Regions from separate parts of the Homo sapiens genome. Here region 1 is linked to region 2. A link is an interaction called in ENCODE POLR2A ChIA-PET data of the cell type or tissue named here. Cell type or tissue: Caco-2. All regions are shown on one strand. Links, peaks and the distances in the headings refer to the core of each region. The heading gives the core; the rest is flanking DNA.

The links. Peaks named below come from ENCODE experiments on the same cell type or tissue, not always from the same donor. Only the 100,000 strongest peaks of a DNase experiment are listed, where the experiment ranks them.
Region 1: POLR2A ChIA-PET joins it to region 2 with 6 read pairs; 12 of 35 experiments call an interaction of 5 or more read pairs at or near these places.

Annotation. Positions count from the first base shown.
Region 1 is chr10:13,105,032-13,109,402 of GRCh38, reverse strand. OPTN (optineurin) reads right to left here. Exons shown (of 15, transcript NM_001008212.2): 2 at 1,114-1,265; 3 at 115-291. The coding sequence starts at 280. Among named protein-coding and RNA genes, the nearest start is that of OPTN, 7.1 kb to the right of the region's middle. In Caco-2, for the core only: no CTCF peak of the experiment used is centred there; DNase peaks (open chromatin) are centred at 1,192 and 1,642.
Region 2 is chr10:13,307,138-13,311,534 of GRCh38, reverse strand. It overlaps the pseudogene RBISP1. Among named protein-coding and RNA genes, the nearest start is that of PHYH, 9.3 kb to the right of the region's middle. In Caco-2, for the core only: no CTCF peak of the experiment used is centred there; no DNase peak of the experiment used is centred there.

The DNA.
Region 1 (4,371 bases), core at 1-4,000, 200 kb after region 2:
CTACCACCTATGGAAACGGGGAGAAGGGAGCTCACCACCAAGCCTTAGTGCAAAGGGATGGCATTTCTTGCAGGCCCAGGATGAATGGGGCACACAGGGGCCAGCCCTGCTCACCTTTCAGCTGGTGGTTCTCGGTCAGGAGCTCTTTCATCTGCTGCAGCAGCTCCTCCGGGGTAAACGTGTCCAGGTTTGGGTGGGCCAGGTGGGGGGGTCCATTTCCTGTGCTTTCACTGGGGCTGTCCTCCTTTTCAGTGAGGCAGCTGAGAGGTTGATGGGACATTGCAGAAGTTCCTGTGGAAAAGTCACCTGTTGAAAATAGAGCTGTCCCCCGCCCCACAAGGGGTCCCCGGGAGTCCCACAAACCCATTGGCGATTGCTAATACTTACTCCAAAAGTTGCCCACTTTCTCTCCAGTTACATTTTGGACATTTTTGATTCTTCCTTTTAAACAAAAAAGGTATATGTAGCTTCAGAAAAGTGTGTGTGTGTGTGCACGCGCATGTGTGCATGTGTGTGTGTGCGTGTGTGTGTATGGGTGTATAAAAGGGTACAATGAGGGCCGGGCGTGGTGGCTCACGCCTGTAATCCCAGCACTTTGGGAGGCCGAGGCGGACAGATCATGAGGTCAGGAGATTGAGACCATCCTGGCTAACACAGTGAAACCCCGTCTCTACTAAAAATACAAAAAATTAGCCGGGCTTGGTGTTGGGCGCTTGTAGTCCCAGCTACTCGGGAGGCTGAGGCAGGAGAATGGCGTGAACCCGGGAGGCAGAGCTTGCAGTGAGCCAAGATCGCGCCACTGCACTCCAGCCTGGGCAACAGAGCGAGACTCCGTCTCAAACCAAAAAAAAAAAAAAAGGGTACAATAAGGATTTGGGAAATGGGGGAGGGAGACGAGGGTATGACATCATGATGATCAGGATATATGTAGACATGGGCAAGGTATCATGAAAAAAATTTCCCATGCAAATCTTCAAATTCAAATCTCCTTATTTCAAGTAAATTGCATGGTAAGTGAATTCTATCTCAAAAAAGCTGTTTTAAAACCTATATTTAGTTTATTGTGTTTTTGGTTAAGAAGAAAGGGAGAATTAACATTCTTTGAATGCTTACTATGTGCGGACTCAGCACACCAGGCCTGTCACTGACTAATCTTCATTAATGCTGAACCAGGCAGCTGTTTCAAAGGTGAGGAAGTTGGGTTTACAGAGGCGTACGGCTCATCCAAGGCCAGGAAGTGGCACCACCAGCTATCAAAGCCACACCTTGTAAAACAACAAAGTTATATTACTGAGTACTTAGGCTTTAATAGTCTATTTTTCAATGCATACTGAAAAGACTAAGATATCTTTAGGTATTGCATGGTCTGAAATTTTTTTACACATATCATTTTGTTTTGTAGAGGCATCCATGTGGACATAGAAATGCAAGACCAATGAGTAAATCCCCACTCTGCTTCTGTGTTACCAACCACCCAGGCAAACATGTTTCAGCACAAATTTCCACCTTCACACTTGGTGAAAATGATGTATTTTCTTCAAGAGCTGATGGGGATAGATTATAAAGCAATACATAGCAAAGGCAACTCCTCCCCGCTGACGCTGTGTACACATGGCCCACACACGCATTCTACAAAGGTCAAGAATGGCCAAAGTCCAGAGACATGCCTGAAAAAGCATATTATTTACTTCCAGGATGTTTACTGTTAGAAGATTGTTTTTGAGCCGGGCGCGGTGGCTCACGCCTCTAATCCCAGCACTTTGGGAGGCTGAGGCGGGCAGATTACGAGGTCAGGAGATCGAGACCATCCTGGCTAACACGGTGAAACCCTGTCTCTAATAAAAAAAATACAAAAAATTAGCCAAGCATGGTGGCAGGTGCCTGTAGTCCCAGCTACTCCGGAGGCTGCGGCAGGAGAATGGCGTGAACCCAGGAGGCAGAGCTTGCAGTGAGCCGAGATCGTGCCACTGCACTCCAGCATGGGCGACAGAGTCTCAAAAAAAAAAAAAAAAAAAGACTGTTTTGGTTTTTTGAGAGTCTCTCTCTGTTGCCCAGGCTGGAGTGCAGTGGAGCGATCTCGGCTCACTGCAACCTCCACCTCCTGGGTTCAAGTGATTCTCCTGACTCAGCCTCCCAAGTAGCTGGGACTATAGGCGTCAGCCACCATGCCTGGCCAATTTTTGTATTTTTAGTAGAGACGGGGTTTCATCATGTTAGCCAGGCCGGTCTCGAACTCCTGACTTCAGGTGATCTGCTGGCCTCGGCCTCCAAAAGTGCTGGGATTACAGGCATAAGCCACTGCTCCTGGACCTTAGAAAATAATTTAAAATCCATCTATCCAATAAATAGGTATTAAGCACCAATGTACACTATACAACTGTGATCAGGCAGAAAGCCACGCATGCACAAAAGGGGTGAGGAGAGAACTTGGAAGCGAGCATCCCATTTCTAACGGGGGAAAGGCACTGGTCTCAATGAGATCCATCAGCCACTCATGACTATGGAGCCTGTGTGAACCCTGAGTTGTGAAGAATCCATTACACATGATATCAGTCCCTGGAAGATAGAGATAAGAGCACTGCCTGTTTCTGACATGTAACTGTGTCATGATATCTATGTGTGCATTTAATAGCCATCAATTAAAATAAAACAAAATGCACCACTGTGGTGTTGCGTCCTTGGCCACAGGAGGCAATACCTTGGGCTTTCTGTAGATCTTCTGGAAGCAATACCTGGTAACCTCCTTTTGGTGTGAGGAACTTGTAGGTAATCAGAGACAGAGCTACCTACCACACCCTGTGACAGTACAGCCTGTGCCACTTCTTCCTACAAGAGCTAGTACCAAGAGGGGCATTCTCATGTAGTCATGTAATGAGGGTGATGGCAATCTTACGAAGCAGAAAACACTGATAAACCATAGGATTCATTTTTGAACTTTTTGTATCTATGTGTCACACACCCAAATTCACTTAGAAAACAGGTATAATGCAGAAGTGTTCCATAGCTTAGCATTAGGTGACTAGAACAGACTGCTCTTCTTCTCACAAAAATAATCTGAATAGACCATCAGTTTCTAATTTTCTGTAAAATTCATTTTTTTGTACCCAGAATCATCTCATTAAAATAGGGTTTTACTGAGTAACAGTGTTCCTACCTAATTTGCAGAGGAATACTAAAATTCTAGGTAATAGACCTAAAAGAGAAAATCCTTGTCATCTGTATCATTTACTTGCCAACAGTTAATTTTTCTTAGGTATTCAGTGATTATACTATATTTTGCAAAGGCCATGAAAATATTCAACAGATTTTTTTAAAGAAAGGATCTAAGCAGATTTTTAGAAGTGTGTTTGGTTTCATCTTATTATATGCACAAATTTCTCCTTTTTTTCTGAAAATGAAAGGAAGGGGAGGGGAGAAGAGAGGGAAGAAAAGAGAGAGACGTTTCTTTGAAAACTGTTAAGATTTTTTTCCTCAATGAACTTTTTTTTTTTTTTCAGACAGAGTCTCACTTTGTCGCCCAGGCTGGAGTACAGTGGCACAATCTCAGTTCACTGCAACCTCTGCCTTTCAGATTCAAGTGATTCTCCTGCCTCAACCTCCCAAGTAGCTGGGATCACAGGCATGTGCTACCACACCCGGCTAATTTTTGTATTTTTAGTAGAGACAGGGTTTTGCCAAGTTGGCCAGTCTGGTCTTGAACTCGTGACCTCAGGTGATCCACCCATCTCAGCCTCCCAAAGTGCTGGAATTACAGGCTTGAGCCACGGTGCCGGGCCCCTCCATGACCTTTTATGCCTCCACCAAGCCTACAGATACCACCATAATAAAGTTAAAACTGGTTCTAGTTGTTACATCAGTGTTTCTGACTTCTCACATTGCCCGGATTTTATAAGCATACGAGGAAAAAAGTGGGGTCGTGCTAAGGGAGGCCACAGAAAAAAACATTTGTACCATTAGCCAGATGTGTGGCCTTGGGAAGTCACATGACCTCTAGTGGTATTTATTGACTCATCCAGCAAATGATAATCCTTATGAACTCTGTGAAAAATATTCTTTAGTTTCTAGAAAGACCACAATCTAAACCCCACCCTTCAATGCATATACACCAAGTATCACGGGCAGGCCAGTCACTCTCATGAATAGCTATAACTGTCCTAATGACAGCAAATTCTGTGATATTGTGTATTGTTAGAAAAAATATTTTGTAATTCAAATGTCATCAAACATAAGAAGTTAGCATAAACGGTAAATATAAGCATGTAAATACTTAATACCAAAATTTTACTAAAAGTAATTTAATTGATGCCGGGTGCAGTGGCTTATGCCTGTAATCCCAGCACTTTGGGAAGCCAAGGTGGGCAGATCATTTGA
Region 2 (4,397 bases), core at 303-4,302:
AAGGATAACCTAGCAGTTTCTGACCAATGTTTTAGAGAACATCCTATCCCAAATACTTACATTATACAACAGCAGAGAAATTCTGTACATGATTCATCTTCTAAGTGTCTTCCTCTGTAGGAGTGGTCCCCAACCTTTTTGGCACAAGGGACTGGTTTTGTGGAAGCAATTTTTCCACAGACTGGGGCACAGTGCCCGGGGAAGGTTTCAGTATGATTCAAGCACATTACATTTATTTTGTACTTTATTTCTACTATTATTACATTGTAATATGTAATGAAACAACTGCAACCCACCATAATGTAGAATCAGTGGGAGCCCTGAGCTTGTTTTCCTGCCACTAGACGATCCCATCTGGGGGTGATGGGAGACAGTGATGGATTATCAGGCATTAGATTCTCATAAGGAGCAGACAACCTAGATCCCTCACATGCAGTTCACAACAGTTCCCGCTCCTGTGAGAATCCAGTGCCACTGCTGATCTGACAGGAGGCAGAGGTCAGGTGGGAATGCTTGCTCACCCCATCCTGTGTGGCTCGGTTCCTAACAGGGTACAGACTGGTAAGGGTCCCCGGCATGGGAGTTGGGGACCCCTGCTCTGTAGTATTTCTCTCTGAGTCACCAGCTTCCAGAGTCTCATTATTTTACCCTTTCACTTGAGTCCCAGTTTTCAGTGGGTTGGGCACTGCCTTGCTGCAATCTCTTGAAATCTGTCGGGGCCACCTATACTGTGACTGCCTTCCGTTGACACCCTCAGAGGATGCAGGTCTAAGGTGACAGCATCACAAAATGGACTTGCGGATCTCTCAGTCATTGCTGGAGAATCATTGACAAGTAAACTTTCATTTGGTTGAGGCATTAACAGTTCAGGGTTTACTTATTACTACAGCATAGCTTAACCTACCCTAAGATAGAAATCGACAGGCAATTCACAAATACACAAATGACCAATGTAGAGCTCAAAACTTGTTCAATCTTACTAGACAGGCAAATTTAAACAATATGAAGTCTTTTTATTTTTTGCCTACCTAATTGGCAAGAATTTAAAAAGGGTAAGGTGGCCGGGCACGGTGGCTCACACCTATAATCCTAACACTTTGGAAGGCCGAGGTGGGTGGATCACCTGAGGTCGGGAGTTGGAGAGCAGTCTGACCAACATGGAGAAACCCCGTCTCTACTAAAAATACAAAATTAGCAGGGCGTGGTGGTGCATGCTTCTTTCTAATCCCAGCTACTCAGGAGGCTGAGGCAGGAGAATCGCTTGAACCCGGGAGGCGGAGGTTGCAGTGAGCCGATATCGTGCCATTGCACTCCAGCCTGGGCAACAAGAGCAAAACTCCATCTCAAAAAAATTAAAAAAAAAAAAGGGGATAAGGCCCAGGTTTTGTCAATGCTCAATGCTCATTGATAACAGCATTTTGAGACTTGTTTGGCAATATTGAAATGTTTAATAGCCTTTGACTAGCAACTCTATGTCAATAATTTATCCTAAGGAAATATCCATGGGACTACCCAACACTGAAAATCAGCACATTCATCAAATTATTTACAATTGTAAGCAAAAAAGAAAGAAAGGAAAAGAAAACATAAACTTACATATAGTAATAGGACATTGGTTCAATGAATATAGGAAAATCCACAGGCTAGAATGCTATGAAGTCATCAAAAATCAGGTCTTAGGCTGGGCACAGTGACTCACAACTGTAATACCAGCACTTTGGGATGCTGAGGCGGGCGGATCACCTGAGGTCAGGAGTTCGAGACCAGCCTGGCCAACATGGCAAAACTCCGTCTCTACTAATAATAAAAAAATTAGCCAGGCGTAGTGGCGCACACCTGTAATCCCAGCTACTCAGGAGGCTGAGGCACAAGAATCGCTTGAACCCCAGAGGCAGAGGTTGCAGTGAGCTCAGACAGTGCCATTGCCCTCCAACCTGGGTGACAGAATGAAACTGTGTCTCAAAAAAAAAAAAAAAAAAAAAACAGGTCTTATGGCATTTAAAATACGGAAATATTCACAATGTAATAATGAGTTTTGAAAAACAACTCTATATGCAGTATGATTCCAATTTATGTATTTATGTATGTAAGTAAGTGTGTTTTTATTGAGACAGTCTCATTCTGTCACCCAGGCTGGAGTGCAGTGGCATGATCATGGCTTACTGCAGCTTTGACCTTCCAGGCTCAAGAGATCTTCCCACCTCAGCTTCCTGAGTGGCTATGACTACAGGCACACCACCGCGCCTGGGCTAATTAAAAAAAAATTATTGTAGAGATGGGGGTCTCACTTTGTTTCCCAGGCTAGTCTTGAAATCCTGGGCTCAAGTGATCGTCCCACTCTGGCCTCCCAAAGTGTTGGGATTACAGGTGTGAGCCACCACACCCAGCAGTCTTTTTTGGTGTTGTTTTTTTGTTTTGTTTTGAGACAGGGTCTCACTCTATCACCCAGGCTGGAGTGCAGTGATGCAATCTCGGCTCACTGCAACGTCTGCCTTCCAGGCTCAAGCCATTCTCCTGCCTCAGCCTCCAGAGTAACTGGGACTACAGGTGCACGCCATATGTCCGGCTAATTTTTTTGTTTCTTGGTTTTTTTTTTTTTTTTTTTTTGAGACGGAGTCTCGCTCTGTCACCCGGGGGGAGTGCAGTGGCGCAATCTCGGCTCACTGCAAGCTCCACCTCCTGGGTTCACGCCATTCTCCTGCCTCAGCCTCCCGAGTAGCTGGGACTACAGGCGCCCACCACCACGCCCGGCTGATTTTTTGTATTTTTAGTAGAGACGGGGTTTCACCGTGTTAGCCAGGATGGTCTCGATCTCCTGACTTCAAGTGATCCACCCACCTCGGCCTCCCAAAGTGCTGGGATTACAGGCTTGAGCCACCAGCCCACACCCATCAGTTTTTTAAATGTTTCTTTTTGAGACTCTGTTTCAAAAAAAAAAAAAAAATTATCTGTAATTCTACCTCAAAAGTCACGTTTTTGGAGACTATGTATTCATGGTAAAATGTCTATGCTGTAATCTAAGGTGAAAAAAAGATGCGGCGTCACCTGGAGTTTAAGAAGCTGCACGCAAGTATTGAATTCCTGACAATGGCCAAGAACAAATTTAGAGGGCAGAAGTCCAGGAACGTATTTCGCATAGCTAGCCAAAAAAGCTTTAAGGCTAAAAACAGAGTAAAACCAATTACCGCTAATCTTAAGAAGATACACATTATGAATGATGAAAAAGTCAGCAGAGTAAACAAAGCTTTTGGAAGTGTACAAGAGGAACTTCCACATTTCTCAAAAGGCCTTTCTCTTGATCTTCTGCAGAAAGAGCTGATTCCTCAGCAGCGTCATCAGAGCAAACCAGTTAATGTTGATGAAGCTACAAAACTAATGGCTCAGCTGTAACACACTGGTGATGCACCTAATTCTCCACAAAGACCAATAAATTAAGTGTTTTCTACCAAAAACAGATGCAATGCAGTCTATTCAGTGTATTCAGTGTGATACCAACTTTGAAAAAATATATACGTATGTATGTATGTACCTGTATAAAATGTATATTTTTCAACTAAATGTGAATGGGAAAAAATATAGTGAATTGTAACAGTGGTTTTCTTGTGAAGAGCAGCCACATGAGTTAATTTTAGAGGTTTTTTTTCCCTGTATTTTTTCTTTTTTCTTTCTTTCTTTCTTTCTTTTTTTTTTTTTTTTTTTGAGATGGAGTTTTGCTCTTGTTGCCCAGGCTGGAGTGCAGTGGCGCTATCTCGGCTCACTGCAACCTCCACCTTCTGGGTCCAAGCAATTCTCCTGCCTCAGCCTCCCAAGTAGCTGGGATTACAGGCATGCACCACCACACCCGGCTAATTTTGTATTTTTAGTAGAGATGGGGTTTCTCCACGTTGGTCAGGCTGGTCTTGAACTCCTGACCTCAGGTGATCCACCCGCCTCGGCCTCCCAAAGTGCTGAGATTACAGGCGTAAGCCACTGCTCCTGGCCTAAATTAAGTGTTTTATACAAAAAAAGATGCAATGTAGTGTATTCAGTGTGATATTAACTTTGAAAAAATATATACATATATATGTATATACCTGTATAAAATGTATGTATTTCAACTAAATGTGAATGGGAAAAATAGAATGAATTTTAACAACGGTTTTCTTGCAAAGAGCAGCCACATGGGTGAATTTTAGGGGTTTTTTCCCTATATTTTTTCAAATATTCTACAATATATGTGTATTATTATTGATCACAAAACATTGGGTCATTTAAATATATATGTAATATATAATGTAAACTAATATGATTTTTAAAAAATTTTTTGAGACAAGGTCTCACTCTGTTGCCCAGGTGGGAGTGCAGTGGTGTGATCATGGCACACTGTAGCCTCTGATTCCCGGGCTCAAGTGATCCTC